2 separate regions of the Homo sapiens genome follow, and region 1 is linked to region 2. Evidence: read pairs that join two places in POLR2A ChIA-PET (ENCODE). Cell type or tissue: PC-9. All regions are shown on one strand. Each heading gives the region's core, and the rest is flanking DNA. Links, peaks and the distances in the headings are about the cores only.

The links. Peaks named below come from ENCODE experiments on the same cell type or tissue, not always from the same donor. Only the 100,000 strongest peaks of a DNase experiment are listed, where the experiment ranks them.
Region 1: POLR2A ChIA-PET joins it to region 2 with 5 read pairs; 2 of 35 experiments call an interaction of 5 or more read pairs at or near these places.

The regions. Positions count from the first base shown.
Region 1 is chr12:12,873,847-12,882,582 of GRCh38, reverse strand. It overlaps LOC124902881 (a long non-coding RNA gene), which reads left to right. Exons shown (of 2, transcript XR_007063214.1): 2 at 2,716-2,857. It also overlaps the pseudogene RPL13AP20. Among named protein-coding and RNA genes, the nearest start is that of GPRC5A, 13 kb to the left of the region's middle. RefSeq lists an enhancer at 634-1,265. In PC-9, for the core only: no CTCF peak of the experiment used is centred there; no DNase peak of the experiment used is centred there; H3K27ac peaks cover 1,634 bases.
Region 2 is chr12:13,167,059-13,175,794 of GRCh38, reverse strand. No RefSeq gene overlaps it. Among named protein-coding and RNA genes, the nearest start is that of EMP1, 25 kb to the left of the region's middle. RefSeq lists enhancers at 2,033-2,082, 3,288-3,337. In PC-9, for the core only: CTCF peaks have their summits at 1,699 and 3,917; DNase peaks (open chromatin) are centred at 2,094 and 3,684; H3K4me3 peaks cover 314 bases; H3K27ac peaks cover 4,850 bases.

The DNA of each region.
Region 1 (8,736 bases), core at 1,346-6,345, 290 kb after region 2:
GCCAGTGGCGCCAGCAGACACAAGATATTGCCTGGGTTCTTTAGGTTTTTTTCCCTACCCCGAGATGGGGTCTCACTCTGTTGCCCAGGCTGGAGTGCAGGGTACGATCATGGCTCACTGCAGCCTCGACCTCCCAGACTCAAGCAATCCTCCCACCTCAAGCTCCAGAGTAGCTGGGACCACAGGCACCCACCACCACACCCAGTTAATTTAAAAAAAATTTTTTTGAGACGAAGTTTCACTCTTGTTGCCCAGGCTGGAGTGCAATGGCACAATCTCAGCTCACCATAACCTCTGCATCCCAGGTTCAAGCAATTCTCCTGCCTCAGCCTCCCAAGTAGCTGGGATTACAGGCATGCACCACCAGGCCAGGCTAGTTTTGTATTTTTAGTAGAGACGGGGTTTCTCCATGTTGGTCAGGCTGGTCTTGAACTCCTGACCTCAGGTGACCCACCTACCTCAGCCTCCCAAAGTACTGGGATTACAGGTGTGAGCCACCATGCCCGGCCAATTTTTTAAAATTTTTAATAGAGACGGAGTCTCCCAATGTTGCCCAGGTGGTCTCAAACTCCTGGGCTCAAAGAATCCTTCCTCCTCCACCTCGCAAAGTGGAGCCACCGTGCCTGGCCTGATATCTTCTGTTTAACGGGCTCATTCCAAAGACAACACAGACCCCAACCCAGAGTGAAACTCCTGCAGAGAGACTCTAGGCTGCTGCTAAGGAAACACCCCAGAGCCCCACCATCAGGGACACACTGCAGTGGCAACTCCGAACCACCCTGGCCTGCGGCAGGGGGGCGGCAGAACAAGGGTGCCATTGGACTCTCCACTCACCCACGAGTCATTTCCTTATTTCTCTTGTACTACGCAAAACCACGACTGCCTGAAATGCCTTTTCAAGAAATTGATGGGTGTGGCCTTGGGAGGGAACAGTGTAAATAGGGCCTGACAAAGGTGGGTATTGAGGAGAGAAGAGATCTTACGGGGAAGCGGGAGAAGACCAAGCCACCTTCATCTTGCTAAAGATGAGGGCCCCAGAAGTATGACCACTTGGTTTCCCATAACCAAGGCACGTCTAGATCCCCTGAGAAAGAATTTTTGAATTGAGACCTATGGGAATTCTATTTTCCATTGTAAAGAAGTATGGCTGTCTTCCCACAAAATCATAACAGTACGTGTGTGTGTGTGTCTGTATGCAGAGAGAGAGAATGTTTCATGGTTTTCAAAAGATTTTCTACATGGTGTCCCGTGTAATTCTCACAGCATAACCATAATGTCAATACAACCATATATAGCAAGAGCCTGGAAGTTGGCTGAGCCTGGAGTTGGCTAAGCCTGAATGCCAATTGCAGCTCATTCTTTAAATAGTTATATGACCTGGGGCCAACTATTTAACCTCCTCCTTAGCTGTAAAATGGGTATAATAAGACTTGCTTTGCAGTAATATTAAACACATCAGCAATTATATTGGGGGTGGGGGAACAGGGAGGAAATAGCTTAGTGTCTGGCTCATGATATGGCATCAATAAGTAGTAGCATTAGATGGGAATAAGCTTGACCAGTGAAAAAACTGAAGTTCAGAGATACGGAATGATGTGTCTTAGGTCCCAATTCGGGTTGACTGGGGAGGCAGGACTAGAACCCAGGTCTCTAGACTCTTGTTCCTAGCATCCAGCTGCTATAGCACCCTAATTCCCACTTTAGTACCTGCCCAAGGATAACATTTTAGATAGCAAACTCTGCCATCCTGCATTTTGTTTTCTTTTTCTTTTTCTCTTTTGAGACAGGCTCTCGCTCTGTCACCCAGGCTCGAGTGCAGTGGCGCAACCTCAGCTCACCACAACCTCAGCTCACCACAACCTCAGCTCACCACAACCTCCATCTCCTGGGTTCAAGCCATCCTCCCGCCTCAGTCTCCCTAGTAGCTGGGACTACAGGCTTGCGCCACCACACCCAGCTAATTTTTGTATTTTTTGTAGAGTCGGGGTTTCATCATGTTGCCCAGCCTGGTCTCAAACTCCTGAGCTCCAGTGATCCACCCACCTCGGCCACCCAAAGTGCTGGGATTACAGGCATGAGCCACCGCGCACGGCCTAATTCTGCATTTCTTTTCTTTTCTTTTCTTTGGAGACGGAGTCTCGCTGTATCACCCAGGCTGGAGTGCAGTGGTGCGATCTCAGCTCACTGCAAGCTCCGCCTCCCGGATTCTAGCAATTCTCCTGCCTCAGCCTCCCGAGTAGCTGGAACTACAGGCACACGCCGCCACGCTCGCTAATTTTTTTTTTTTTTTTTGTATTTTAGTAAAGATGGGGTTTCACCAGATTCTGCATTTTTTTAGTCCTGCATTTTCTGCTTTCACCCAAAGGAAAAAAAAAATGAAAGAAATGTTACACTTGAGCTCAGAGACCAAGGCTCCCTATCTTCTGTAGTGCAGGGTTCATAACCTGGTGCCAATGACTGAATTGTGCCCCTCTAAAATTCACATCTGAAGTTTCAACCCCCAGTGTGATGGTATCAGGAGGTAGGGCTTTTAGGAAGTAATTAGATTTAGATGAGGTGATAAGGGTAGGATCCTTATGATAGGGGTTAGTGCCCTTAGAAGACACCAGAGAGCTTCCTCATTCTCTCTCTCTCTCTCTCTCTCTCCCTCTCTGTCTCTGTCTCTCTCTCTCTCTCTCTCTCCATATATATATATATCGTCCTTCTCATGCAAAGAAGAGGTCACGTGAACACACCAAAAAGATGGCCATTGTCCATGAGCTGGAAAGAGAGCCCTCACCAGAACCCAGCCATCCTGCACCCTGATCATGGACTTCTAGCCTCGAGAATTGTGAGAAAATAAATCTCTGTTATTTGACTACCTGTGCTATGGCATTTTGTTATTGCAGCCCCAGCAGACTAAGACACCTAGTGTCCATGGACCACACACACACACACACACACACACAGAGGGACTCAAGGATGGGCCTCAAGTTAAGAACCTTCTCCCTTGTGGTCAGAAATATATTATTTGAGTTCCGGAAATCCAGACAAGTCTGGACAACATAGCAAGACTTCATCTCTACTAAAAATCAAAAAAAGCTAGGCCGGGCACGGTGGCTCACGCCTGTAATCCCAGCACTTTGGGAGGCCGAGGCAGGCGGATCATGAGGTCAGGAGTGTGAGACCAGCCTGGCCAACATGGTGAACCCCCATCTCTACTAAAAATACAAAAATTAGCGGGGCATAGAGTCATGCTCCTGTAGTCCCAGCTACTAGGGAGGCTGAGGCAGGAGAATGGCGTGAACCCAGGAGGCGGAGCTTGCAGTGAGCCAAGATTGTACCACTGCATTCCAGCCTGGGCAACAGAGCTAGACTCCGTCTCAAAAAAAAAAAAAAAAACTAAAAATCAAAAAAATTAGCTAAGTGTGGTGGTACATACCTGTGGTTCCAGCTACTCCCAAGACTGAGGCGGGAGGACCACCTGAGCCTGGGAGCTCAAGTCTGCAGTGAGCTGTGATCATGCCACTGCACTCCAGCCTAGGCACAACCCCAAGAAAGAAAAGAGAAGAAAAGAGAGCATTTTCCATGCCCATGGCTTTCATCACGTTCTCAAAGGAATCCATAGAGAGTAAAAAGGTTAGAAGCACTATGAACCTGTATCCCTTCACCTGTGTACCTGCCAGCATAGGCCAGGTTTGCCTTAGAAGGTGCACCTGGCTGTTGATGTTAAAGGCTGCCTCTCCAGGTGACACAAAGGGGCTGGTAGGGATAGGCCAACACAGGGCAGAGGAAGACAGGGCCCATCCAGGGGGAAAAACATTTCCCTATGTCAGTTTTTGTTTTTGTTGTTCGTTTGTTTAGACAGAGTTTCACACTGTCCCCCAGGCTGGAGTGCAATGGCATGATCTCAGCTCACTGCAACCTCTGCCTTCCCGGTTCAAGCAATTCTCCTGCCTCAGCCTCCTGAGTAGCTGGGACTACAGGCGCGCACCACCATACCTGGCTAATTTTTGTATTTTTAGTAGAGACGGGGTTTCACCATGTTGCCCAGGCTGGTCTGGAACTCCCGACCTCAAGTGATCCTCCCCCCTCAGCCTCCCAAAGTGCTGGGGTTACAGGTGTGAGCCACTGTGCCTGGCCCCTATGTCAGCTTTTTATCGGAAGCCTATTTGCTTACTGCAGGAAAAAATATATATATTTTATCTATAGACAGTAGGATTTTTTTTCCCTTTCACTAAAATACACCATGGAATAGTCATCAGAAGGAAACTTTTGTTTTTAACCAGTATTGTTTCTCTTTCATGATAATGACATCTGATATCCAGAGCTTTTACAGTTTCCAAAGCCCTTGTGCTTGCTTTGTCTTGTTTTTAATCTTTACAGAAACTCTGCAGAGCAGATGCTATTAGCCTCATTTTATAGATGAGGAAAGAAGCTTGGAGAGGTTAAGTTACCATTAGAAAGCGGTGCGGCACCACCCGGCCCAGCCCTGACTGCAGAGCCAAGTAGTCTTTGCTGCATCCCTCTGCCTCCAGAGAGGCCCTCTGGCCCTGCAGGTGGCTTTAACATTAGAGGCTGTGGCCCCTGCCATCTCTCCCCCTAGAGAACTGTGCGGAGGCCCCCGCCCTGCTGAGCTCATTTGCAGCTAATGTTGCCCTGAGGCCTTGGTAAGTTACACAGTCTGCTTTTTAGACTGTTAGGTTTGGCAGGGACTGCGGCTCTGCCCTTAATTTCTCTTTCCCAAGTGAAAATAGCTGATGAATTGACTTCGCTGAGCCGGGCTGGCATCTCTTAGCAAATGTCTCCATTCACAGCTTGTTTTCCATAATTCATGTTTGGTGCTATTATTGTATTTCTACCCATTCCGAGATGTAGAACAGAACTATCAAATGGCCGTGTCTTTATTTGCTATTAGTCAGGGACTTCATTTCTCGGGATCCAGCTCACCTGTAATCTCAGGGCTTCTGGCAGGCAAGGCTACTCTTGTCTAGAACAAGCTGGGAAGGAGATGCTCTCAGTGCCAGGCCTCCTGCTCTCCTCCCCAGTTCCACCCCACTAATTCCAAGTCCTTCCCCATATCTCCTCTGTCCTCTGAGCACCTTCTTCTCACTTCTAACCTGCTCTTGTTTACACTAACAACTTCTGTTGAGCACCTTCCTTATTCCAGCGCTTTATAGTCATTATCCAAACCCATTTTATGCTCCCAGGAAGAAGCTGATAAGCATATTCATGGCAAGGTTTATAAGACAGATAAGGTTTAATGGGCTAAACCCAGGGCACTTTAGAGGAAACCAGAGACCTTCCAGCATTGTAAGCCAGGTGAGGAAAGAAATGTATGCCTCGGTTTAGTTTTGGTTGACTGGCAGTTTCTTCCTATAAGACCTTGAATTGTGTTAAGGATTCACCTGTTCCTCTTTTGCAAGACTGTCTGGCAAGTGTCACTACTCATTTCAGTTCAGTGCAGTGCTATATATTAAGCATCTATTATGTGCAGGGCATTGCACTAATGTGGCAATACAAAGATCTCTGCACAAAGGAGGCTCCCGGACTCCTGGAACTAAGGAAAGGTAATAATGACATTTTTCAGAGGAGATTTTGTTTGTTTCTTTGTTTGTTTTTTGAGACGGAGCGTTGCTTTGTCGCCCAGGCTGGAGGGCAGTGACACGATCTCGGCTCACCACAAGCTCCGCCTCCTGGGTTCACGCCATTCTCCTGCCTCAGCCTCCCGAGTAGGTGGGACTACAGGCACCCGCCACCACGCCCTGCTAATTTTTTGTATTTTTAGTAGAGACGGGGTTTCACCATGTTAGCCAGGATGGTCTCGATCTCCTGACCTCGTGATCCACCTGCCTCAGCCTCCCAAAGTGCTGGGATTACAGGCGTAAGCCACCGCACCCGGCCCAGAGATGTTTTAAGGGCTTCTTCAACTCACTACAGGTTCAGAGTGACTGCTTTACAGACTTAAGTTATAAAATAAGCCCAAAGATAAGACACTAGAAAAAAGAATGAACATACAAATGGAACTAATTTATAAACATATACAAAAAGTTAAGTCCCCTCTCTCGGTTACTGTAACCACTCAAGGGGTTCACCTTGCCCGCTACATAGACAGACCAATTCATCAAGACAGGGAAATTGCAATAGAGAAAGAGTAAATCACACAGAGCCAGCTGTGCAGGAGACTGGAGTTTTATTCTTACTCAAATCAGCCTCCCTGAGCATTTGGGGAGCAGAATTTTTAAGGATAATTTGGCAGATGAGGGGAAGCCAGTGAGCCAGGAGTGCTGATTGGTTAGAGATGAAATCGTAGGAAGTCGGAGCCGTCTTCTTTCAGAGTCAGTTCTGGGTGGGGGCCACAAGATCAGATGAGCCAGTTTATTGATCTGGGTGGTGCCAGCTGATCCATCAAGTGCAGGGTCTGCAGAATATCTCAACCACTGATCTTTTTTTTTTTTTTTTTTTTTTGAGGAATTAACAGTCTTTATTGGGCTCAGACCAGGAGTCCGTGGGTCTTGAGGACTTCTGTGTATTTGTCAATTTTCTTCTCCACGTTCTTCTCGGCCTGTTTCCATAGCCTCATGAACTGTTTCTTCTTCCGGTAGTGGATCTTGGCTTTCTCTTTCCTCTTCTCCTCCAGGGTGGCTGTCACTGCCTGGTACTTCCAGCCAACCTCGTGAGCCAGGCGCCCCAGATAGGCAAACTTTCTTGCAGGCTTCAGACGCACAACCTTGAGGGCAGCAGGAACCACCATCCGCTTTTTCTTGTCGTAGGGCGGTGGGATGCCGTCAAACACCTTGAGGCAGTCCAGAGCGGCCTGGCCTGGCTTGGTCTTGTGGGGCGGCATACCTCGCATGGTCTGCCAGAAGATGCGGCTGGGGGCCTGGAGGGGGTAGGGGCCTCGGGAAGGGTTGCTGTTCATCCGCTTGCGGAGGAAAGCCAGGTACTTCAACTTGTTTCTGTAGAAATTGCCAGAAATGTTGATGCCTTCACAGCATACAACCACCACCTTCCGGCCCAGCAGTACCTGTTTAGCCACGATGGCCGCCAGGTGGCCCAGGAGATGGCCTCGACCATCAAGCACCAGGACCTGTACCTCCGCCATCTTCGGCAGCCGCTTGGGAAAGAAGCACTGATCTTAGGAGCAGTTTAGGGGAGGGTTGGAATCTTGTAGCTCCAGCTGCATGACTCCTAAACCATAATTTCTAATCTTGTGGTTAATGTTCATCCTACAAAGGCAATCTAGTCCCCAGGCAAGAAGGAGGTCTGCTTTAAGAAAGGGTTGTTACCGTCTTTGTTTAAACTATAAACTAAGTTTCTCCCAAAGTTAGTTCGGCCTACACCCAGGAATGAATAAGGACAGTCTGGAGGTTAGGAGCAAGAGGGAGTCAGTTAAGTTTGATCTCCTTCACTGTCTCAGTCATACTTTTCCAAAGGCAGTTTCAAGCTGATTTTCCGCTGTGAGTACTTCCTAAAGGAGCCTGATCTCTCACTGGTACGAGTGACCAGAGGAGGCCCTGCAATGGCAAGCAGGAGGGGGAAAACAGAAAGGCCTAGAAAATCAACTCCAACTGTTTGACAGCGTTGCTTTGAGATGCAGGAAATGAAGAGTGATTGGAATGGCCCGGTGTGATGGTTCACGCCTATAATCCCAGCATTTTGGGAGGCTGAGGCGGGCAGATCACTTGAGGTCACGAGTTTGAGACCAGCCTGGCCAATATGTTGAAACCCTATCTCTACTAAAAATACAAAAATTTGCCGGGCATGGTGGTGCGTACGTGTAATCCCAGCTACTTGGGAGGCTGAGGCAGGAGAATCACTTGAATCCGGGAGGCGGAGGTTGCAGTGAGTCGAGATTGCACCACTAACATTCCAGACTGGGCCACAGAAGGAGACCCTGACTCAAAAAAAAAAAAAAAGAGTGATTGGCAAAGCGCCCTGCAGTGCCTGATGTTATTATTAGTTCCTCTTTCACATTCCTCTCTCAGGCCTTCAAATTCCAGTAACCAAAGCTGTCATTCACCTCATGCTGTGATGAGGACTGGGCATGCATTTTCTCATTCAATCTTGATAGCAACTGGATGAAATGGACATTATATGTATCCCCACATTATAGGGAGGAAACTGAGACTTCATAAGGTTAATATCTGGCCCAAGAGAACCAGAATCAACTCCAAGTTTCTCCAGCCAGAGACTAGGCTGGTCATCACCACTTTAGATGGAGGCTGATGCTCACTGCCTCCAAGGGTTTCTGTGGATTGTAAGTGGAGCTCTGTGCCATGGAGGAGAGACAGAAAGGAGGCCCCAACCCTGCAGGGCTGAAGAGGCTCCCCAAGACTGACGCCTGCTCACTGTCTCCTCCCAAAGGGCTTTTAAAGGAAACCAGGAAGTAACATTGTTCCCCATATATGGGGTCTGATGGTGTCACTTTGAGTAGAGAAGAGGCTCCTATGAGATCCCATTCTGAAAGGGAGCAGGCCAGCCTGGCCTTTGCAGGGAGGCAGTGCATACCTGGACTAGAAGTTAGCTTTATCACCAGCTCTTTATTCTTTTAACATTTGGTTAATAATCATTCATTAAACATCAACTATGTATCAGGTTGTGTGCTAGGTCCTGATTAAAATAAAAAGTATTGTTCCTGCCTTTAGAAAAGGTAATAGTCTAATTTGCAGAGAAGGCAAGTAGATGAAGCTGTAATACAATGTAGGAAGTGCTGAAAATGAGAAGCAGTTAGGAATAAGACTGGGTTTAATTCTG
Region 2 (8,736 bases), core at 1,637-6,636:
ACAAGTCAACTGAAAGCAACATTCCAAGCGAAATTACACCCTTGGCAGCCAAAGACAAGGGTTGGGTTTTCAGCGTTAGTCACTGCTGAGGATTAATGAGCTGGAGAACACATGGCTGAGATGCCCTCTTAGGCAAGAATTAATCCAGTAGGGTCCTGAGTTGCAGAAGGAGAAATGCCATTTCCCTTCAGTCTGGATAGCCCTGCTCACTCTAGGGAAGCACATGAAGTAAAACGCCATTTCTCCTGACTCTGGGCTGCAAGCTGTGGGGAAAGCCTAGAAACAGAAGGTGGATAATTTTTATGATCCCAATGCTTGGTCAAAATGCAGTAGTGCAGCATTTAGGGTCAAGGTGGGCTAACTGTAACACCAGGCTTTCTGGAATCTTTTTAAAATAATGATGAATGCAACTGACAAGAACAAAATAATACACCATTGCCACAATACAGGCCAAACATAGAAATCTGTCCAATTCAGAGGCAAGAAACACACCACAGTTTTAGTTGGAAGCCAGAATAAAGTGTACACATTTTCTAAACCACATACTGAACTAAACCTAACTTATTTTCCTAAGCCTTAAATCAATTTGAACTGGGTTTAAGTATAAAAATATGTAAAGATGTTTTTGATGCAGGGTGTGTAATTTTATACATATATAAACTGAATTGGGTACTAACTGGAATATCAAAATATGCCTAGAATCAAAACAAACAGCAGCTTGAGAATTCAGTTCTAAATTGATTAAAAACAAAAGGAAATGGGCTGGGTGCGGTGGCTCATGCCTGTAATTCCAGCACTTTGGGAGGCTGAGGCGGGCAGATCACTTGAGGTCAGGAGTTGGAGTTCAAGACCAGCCTGGCCAATGTGGTGAAATCCTGTCTGTACTAAAAATATAAAAAATTAGTCTGCCATGGTGGTGCACGCCTGTAGTCCCAGCTACTCGGGAGGCTGAGGCAGGATAATTGCTTGAACCCAGGAGGCAGAGGTTGCAGTAAATCAACATCACGCCACTGCACTCCAGCCTGGGCAACAGACTGAGACCCCGTCTCAGAAAAAAATAAAATTAAAATTAAAAAATAAAAACAAAAGGAAATAAACTCACAGTTAGTCATTGATTGATGATGATGATGATGATGATACTATACTTCCTGATACTTGATTCTCAGTATAATGACATATGTCCTCCCAGGGTGGACTGGTACTGGGTTTACCCCTGCAATGCTCTCAATACCTTCCAACTGGAAAATCTACCTTCTGACTGGTGTGGCCTTTGAGAAATGTGTTGGGCCCAAGATCACAGGGAGGATTAGGCCCCACATACAAAAACAGAAGACAGCTAATTAACTTTTTCAACTTAGTAATCATCAATTTTATTATTAGCATATTAACCAGGGATTATGCCAGTTTAGGTTTGTGTGTGTGTGTGTGTGTGTGTGTAATCAGTATGTAGACATTATTACATGTGCAAATGTAATAATGTTTTAATAATGTAAATAATTAGCAACTTAAATTAACCTGTTTTGTCAGAATGTATTGTTTAGAGGCTGGGAACTCTTAGGGGAAAATAAAAATATGGATCCTCACCAGCTGAACCAGTACAGAGTGAGTTAACTGTGTTGCTTAAAAATAGAGAAGGTATGGGGAATAAAGATCACTTTCACACTTCCAGAGTGACATGGAAATTGGGACTCAGGGACAGTCTCTAAATGGAAAAGGAGGAAGGTTTGGGAAAGTGGGGAGGTGGGTGGACCTGCACCTGGAGCAGTCCTTTGGCAGATCTTCCTGGAGAAGGTGAAGATGCTGGCAGAGGGAAATAAAGGGTTTAATTCCCTGCAGCCAGGAGTTTGACAATGGCTCAGATTTTCAGAGATGTGACAAACCAAGAGGACTTGGCCACAAGGCCTCAGTTTTCTGTGGTTTCAAATTTACTCATCTGAGAAACATGGGACCTTCTAGCCATTGTAAAGAAACAAACCCAGCGATCCCCGAGAGAATGAGTTGCTGATTCAGAAGCTGAAGAAAGAAAGGACTGTGTGACTCCTGGCTCCTTCCCCTTCCGCATTCTGGGCTCTGTTCTCAGCTCCGCTGAGTAAGTCTCGCCGCCTGTCCTGCTTGATCTGCCTGTAGTCTCAACAGTTCTCAGTGAGGCTCCTCTAAGGGGCTGAATCAGATTTATGCAGGTCTGAGAAGAGTGAGTTCCTGCAGACACAATACCTTCTGAGTTTCTGCTCAGCAGCACAGTTTGAGGTGTGGCCTCTACACATACTGCATACGTAAAATATCAGCCCACCTGGGAATGATTTCTTAGAGTTAGTCTGGCCCCACCTTGAAGAGTTTAACTTGGATTCCATTTGTCTTCCCCCTGTCCTACTTTCCCCTGTGGCTGAGAGAGGATTTTCCATTTCATGTTGCAGACATGTGAGGCATCTCAGTCCCGCTCCATTCGTCCACACATCTGGAAGAGCAATGCTCACATCTGGAGCCCATTCTCAGCTGGAAGATGTCTTTCGACATTCTTTTCTTTGAAACCCAATCCATGTAACCTCTTGTTCAAAAGGGCCTCTGAACTACTGGAATCATTTGCAGAGGCTCAGGAAAAAGTCCTTAATTTCATCCCTACATGGTGGAATTTATGACTCAAACCAAACCCAACATTCTGTTTCTGATTGCTTTTTTTCAATAATGACTCTTTGGAGCTACGTGTTTAAAAGGACAGAATTTCTAGCCTAGGACACATACCAAAGGAAGGTGAAAGCAAGCTGTTCAGTAATCACCAGGGCGAGTCCATTGAAGCTCTGTAAGTTTCAACAACCTAGGTCATTTCTTCATCAATAAAATTGGGATTCGTTGTTTAAAAATAGACACAGGAGTGTGTGAGGATAAGGGAGGTAACATATCTGGACATGCCTTGTCTCATACCTGTGTAGGGTAAGGATAGATGGAGAAAGGGGAAGGGGTTTGTGTCAGGCTGAGACAGTCTCTGCATTTGCTCACTCATCTCTCCGTAAACCCATGAAAGACCCCAACATAGGACTCCATGACGCCCCACTGAGCAGGAGAAAGGAAGAAGTCTCAAGAACACAAGACCGAATCGACAGTATTTGATCAGCATGCATGCAAATTACCCAGTCATTCTGAAAAACTACAGCTTCTGTTTCGGTGGTCTGGGATGGGACTGAGGTCTGCATTCCTAACAAGCTCCCAGAGGCTGTCCATGCTGCGAGTCCCCAGATCATGTTTGGTACTAGAGAAATGGGCCCCAACTCAAAAAATTCAACCTCTGCTAACAAGTGAATTTGTCATTTTGCCGGGTCGACTCTAATTCTCAAGCCCAGCCACTGGACAGAGAGGTGTGGAAGGAAATGAAATTCACATTTCTGAAACGCAGAAAGGCCAATTCATCTCCACCTTTACCCTCTTCTGCCGGAAGGCAGGAGTCACGCCAGCCTCTTGGGTGTGAAGGGAAAACTAACTGCCTTACTTTACCCCATTCCCTACCTTCAAGTATTTCCCTGATTGTGTCAGGTTTATACCTAGTGGAGGGAATGACACAACTATGGATGGCTGCCTTTGACCTTCAGCAATTGCCCAACTCCCAGCCAAGCTGCTGGGAGAGGAAGACAGGCAGCCAGTATTTCCATGGGGGCACTGCCTGCCAGCTCCTCCTGCCCCTCAGCTGTGTTGCCTGGCAACCAGAGGGTGGGAGAAAGGGAGGAATGCAAGTAGGTGAGGAGGTAAGGGAGAAATTATGATGACAGGAGACAACAGCCAAGGAATCCTAGTCACACAGACACACGCCCAGCAGTGTGGAATGTTAGTGAGCCTCAGAGGGAGGGCGCCAGTGGGTGTGAACCTCGAAAGCAAGAGGCCAGAAGTGCAAAAACATTCATTTTTTCCATTTTATTATTTTTTAAATACCAATAATAAAAAAGGAGAAAAAAAATCCTACTTCTTAGATGAGCTGGCAGGCAGGAGGAAAAAACTGGAAACCTACTTATAAAAACCAAGGGAATCATTAAAGGGTGTGGAGGGGGCTAGGGAGAGATTGGTAAAAATCCTGTGCTAAAAACTAAGACATGTCTTGAAATGTGGCCAAAAAATTGTTTGTAGTAAGATTCTAAAAATCTGAAGTGAGATTTGGACCAGACAGGAGGTTCTAGTGGCCCCTGAATGAGGAGGGGTGGGCAGTTCCCTGTGGCCCACCCACCACCACCCTACCGCCCCATCAGTGTCTTCCTGGGCAGAGGACACCCCAGTCCACAGGAGGGCGAGGAAAGTGGTAGAAGAGTTTTGATTCAAGTTGCAATTATGGAACTTCAGTTTTCTACAGAGGTTGAAAGCCTTAATTCGGACCCTAAAGAGTCCCTTAAGCTTGTAACCATCTCTGATCTGGCCTTCCCGCTTCCTGCCATTCCCACACTCCAAATCCTACCACATTTTGCCATAAGGATGATTCCTCTGAAACACAGATGGAATCATGTTGCTCAAAACTTTTTTTCATAGTTCCCCATGGTCAACAGAGGAAATTCCAAACTTCTTAGCATGGCATTCAATGCTTTCCACAGCCTTGCCTTAGCCCACTTTTCCAGAGTCACCTCCAGCCGCTCCCCCTCTTCCCCCCACCCACCCACTGCCAAAACAACCTCCCTAGAGTCCAGCCACTAGATCACACCACTCCCTATCAGGCCATGAACTTCCAACTCATCTCACCCTTTGAACATTACTATCATTCCCCTTTTGGCTTATCTTCCAAACAAGCCCTATTTACCCTTTTAAAAGATACACAAATGTACAGTTTTGCAAAGTAATTCATGCACATAATTTAATTTTTTTAAGGTGCAGGGGATTTAAAATGCAAAGCAACAGTCTCTTCCCTTCCTCTTCCCTCTCCGCTTCCCCCTGCCCACTCCCTCTACCTAATCACCTTGCATTCTCTTTGAGTTTTCTCTCCTGGTGATTACTTTTATTTCTCTAAAAACTGTTTCTTGATTTCTATAAAGCTATTTCTTAATTTAGCAATTTTACATAGCGTTTTTTTGCATTCTGACTATAATAAATGAGGGTTTAGCATACATGGAACATATCACTATTTTCATTTTCCTAATGGAAACCGTTAATAACATTAAGGCAGGTTACCAGGAGAAGCACTGTATAGTAAGAGGTAAGAGCTCAGCCTCCAAAGCCTGACAGGCTGAGTCGGATCGCTAACTTACTGCTTACCATTGAGTGATCTTGGCCAACTGATTTAACGTCTCTGTGCTTACATGTCATCAAAAAACATTTGAAGACACAAATTAGTGTTTCCTGAAAGGCTGTAAAATCTATACTGGTGTCACTGGTCTCTCCAGACCTGCAGCAAAACTGTCATTGTGTGTTACTCTTCACTATGATTCCAGGTTGAATACACTGCTTCTGGAATTTTATGTCTTCCTCTGGCTTGTTCTACTTTCTCATTTTGCAGGAGTGTGTTTTCAAATGACTTCCAAAAAAAAGGTGTGTAAAGTTAAGCCTTCTGACTTCTTATCTGTCTCAAAATGTCTTTTCCTCTGCCTTCAAGTTTCATAGATATTCTTGAGGAGTATATAATTCTAGTTGATACACAAGCATATTCATCTAATAAGAAGAAGAAAAAAATAAAGATTCTAGTTGAAAACCATTTTCCTTCATAATTTAAAGCAGTTAAAAACTGTTTTCTAGCAAACTGTGCTGCTGTTAGAAAACTTTGGAGCTCATTTATTTGTAGGTTGGCATTATTTTTTCTCCATTTCTCTCTCTCAGAAAACATTTAAGAACTCTCTTTTCAGTATTAGTGTCCTGAATTTTATGCTGTTTCATTTGCCAACTCTTCTTTATTGTAGTGAGCACAAGGTGAATATGTCTTCCTTAAATTTTGTGTCCTTCAACTCTGGGGAATTCTCTTGTGATGTTTTTCTGTAATTCCTTCCCTCATCTGTTTGTCTTCATCTCTTTTTGGAGCTTCTATCAGTTAGATGTTGGTTCCCTGGATTAGTCTATGTGTTACCTTTTTTGTCCTTTTCTTTTTTATTTTTTTTTTAATCTCTGTCTTTTTATTTTACTTTTCCTCTATTTTATCCTCCAACTTTTTAATTATTGTTTTTATAGCATTCTTTTCTTTTAATTGATGTGATATCTTCATAAATGTCTCTGAATATACAAATTTGAGTTTCTTTCAAGTTCCTCATGTATCCTGAATTAACTTGTTTTCCTGTGGAGTCATTTCTCTTTTTCTTAATTGTGTTTCATAGTTTCTTTCAAATGCCTACCAGTTGGTGATGCAAGCAAAACTGGCTGAACTCAAAGTACACTGGAGGTCATGCAGACTACCCGGCTCCACTACAGGGTCAGTGGGAATGGAGCCTGGATGTGGCATCAGCTCCCACACCAGGAGCAGGTTGTTCAGTTTCTTTACAGAGGAGCAATCCATCCCCCATGATAGGGTAGAGAAGTGGGGAGTTTCAGCCCACATCTCACTCCTGTTCACCATCAAATCTAGAGTTTTTGAGTCCTCCAAATTGAGAATTTTGTAACCTTCCAGGTTTCTGCAGGAAAAATCAGCCCTTGCCAGCCACCTCCTGCCTGCACATCTCCTTCCCTGTGCCTTGCCCTGCCCACCCCACCCTATTAGCTCTTGGTCCTTTTGCCACTCCTGCAATCCACACAGCACACCATCACTAAGCCTCCAAAGATCCTCTCCACATTCTCTTGATTTCCAGAGAGAAGGTTCAGATCCCCTGGGACAGGGTGGGAGGTGTTGGGGGACAACCAGGAATCCTTACTATCAACATTGGATGTGGGGTAATAGAATAATTTTTTCAGTGTTGAAAGACAAACCTTCAACCTAGAATTTTAATTCCAATTAAACTGTCTTTAAATTTGGGGGCAAATTAATGTTATCTCAGGCACACGTAAAACCTCTTTCAATATTCTCTTAGAAGAAGTACTCCAGGAAGAAGTGAAATACATACAAGGGAATACTATGAGACTTATTTTTATTAAGAGTAAATAAATAAATACCATATAATTTTAATTTCTTTCTAAAAAAGAAGCAAAAGTGGAAGTTAGATTTAGAGAAGTAAAAGAATCACTAACCATACAGCAGATGCTCTCCAAAAAGACCAAAAAAAATGAAAGGGGAAAATACTTAAGGAAATAAATATTATTTCTTAGAATTAAAGAAAATGAGAGACTTCAATTGGGAAGACTTATGGAATGTTGTACAACACAGATGGGGAGAATGGTCCACACCTAGACACATTATAGTGAATTTATAAAGTACCAAAACTGGCAGAAGAAGAAATTGAAGGTTTGCATAGATAACCATTATAGAAATTAAAAAAGTAATCAGTTGACAAGGCTATTAAGTATAATCTCGCTTCCAAAACTGGATAAGAACAATACCCGAAAAATTATAGTATCTACATACATAGATAATTATATATCTAATATATGCAAAAACTCCTGCAAATCAACATGAAAAAGACTGGAGACCCCAAAGAACAATGGCAAAACATGTAATACACAAATTAGAGAATAGATAACAAGTAAGAGATGAGATATGTAACCCTCCTAGAAATCAGAAAAACACAAATTTAAAAACAATGATATACTATTTTACACACACCCAGTATACAAAGATTAGAAAGCCAGGTAATAGCAAGTTCTGGAGAAGATTCCAGGAAACAGGCTCATTCATTCACTGCTGGAGCGCAGCCATTCTGGAGAGCAACCAGGGAGTATTTAGTGAAATGAAGTACTCCTATGCCTTATGGCCCAACGATCCCACAGGCTGGTATACGCCCAGAGAAGCTCTTGCCAAAGCCATAGGGGCACATGCACGGGGTTCTTGTTCTGTCATTAGAATGCCATGAGTGAGTCAGGGGTACAGGTAGAGTGTGGAATAGGGAAGGGAGGTACAGAAGGGAAATGGAAGTGAAGATAAGGGATGAAAGGAAAAAAGCAAATGACCAAAATAAAACCAGAATGTGACCTTACACAGCCTACTAACAACAGTGTGGCTGAGGAATGTGTTTAGCTTGGCTGTCTGCATCTGAGGGTCCACAAAACAAAAATCACCACATGCAAGCATTGATTTACCACCTGATATCCTATCCTGGGTCAGGGAACTGGGTCAGGGAATTGGTGGTAGAAAAATAAATGAGCAGCTTCTGCCAGGCTTTGACTGAAGAGATGAGCTGGGGAATAGATGTGGCCTCCCAACAGGCTTCTTTCCTCACCTCTCCATTCATCTGGCCTAGTGGGAAAAAGAGAAGGCCTCACCCTCTATAAATAAACCCCTCCCTGGCCCTCAGTAATCTCTCCAGGTTTAGTTCATCCCAAGGCTGCAAGCCCGTTTCCCACCCAGACATCATTTCCTTCCACAGAGCCTTTGTGGAGCGGGTTCCTCAACCTGTGAGTCATCCCTGCCCATTTCACCCTGGAGTCAAACTGGATCAGTGTTGGGATTTGTCACCTGCACTCACTAGAGCATGGCCACAGCCATCTCCAAGCCTCTGACCTGCGTGTGCAGGAAGGGCTAAGGAACCAGGCAGAGGTGAAAGCCTGCGTTTCCCAGGGAAAAGAAATTACTCTAACATCAATAACATCTATCTCTCCTAGGTAATCAAACTGAGCACCTGGATAAAGAAACCCCACCTCCCACAGTCCCAATAAGGACCGGAAATTGGCTTGTTGAAGTGACGCAGGAAAATGGAGCCG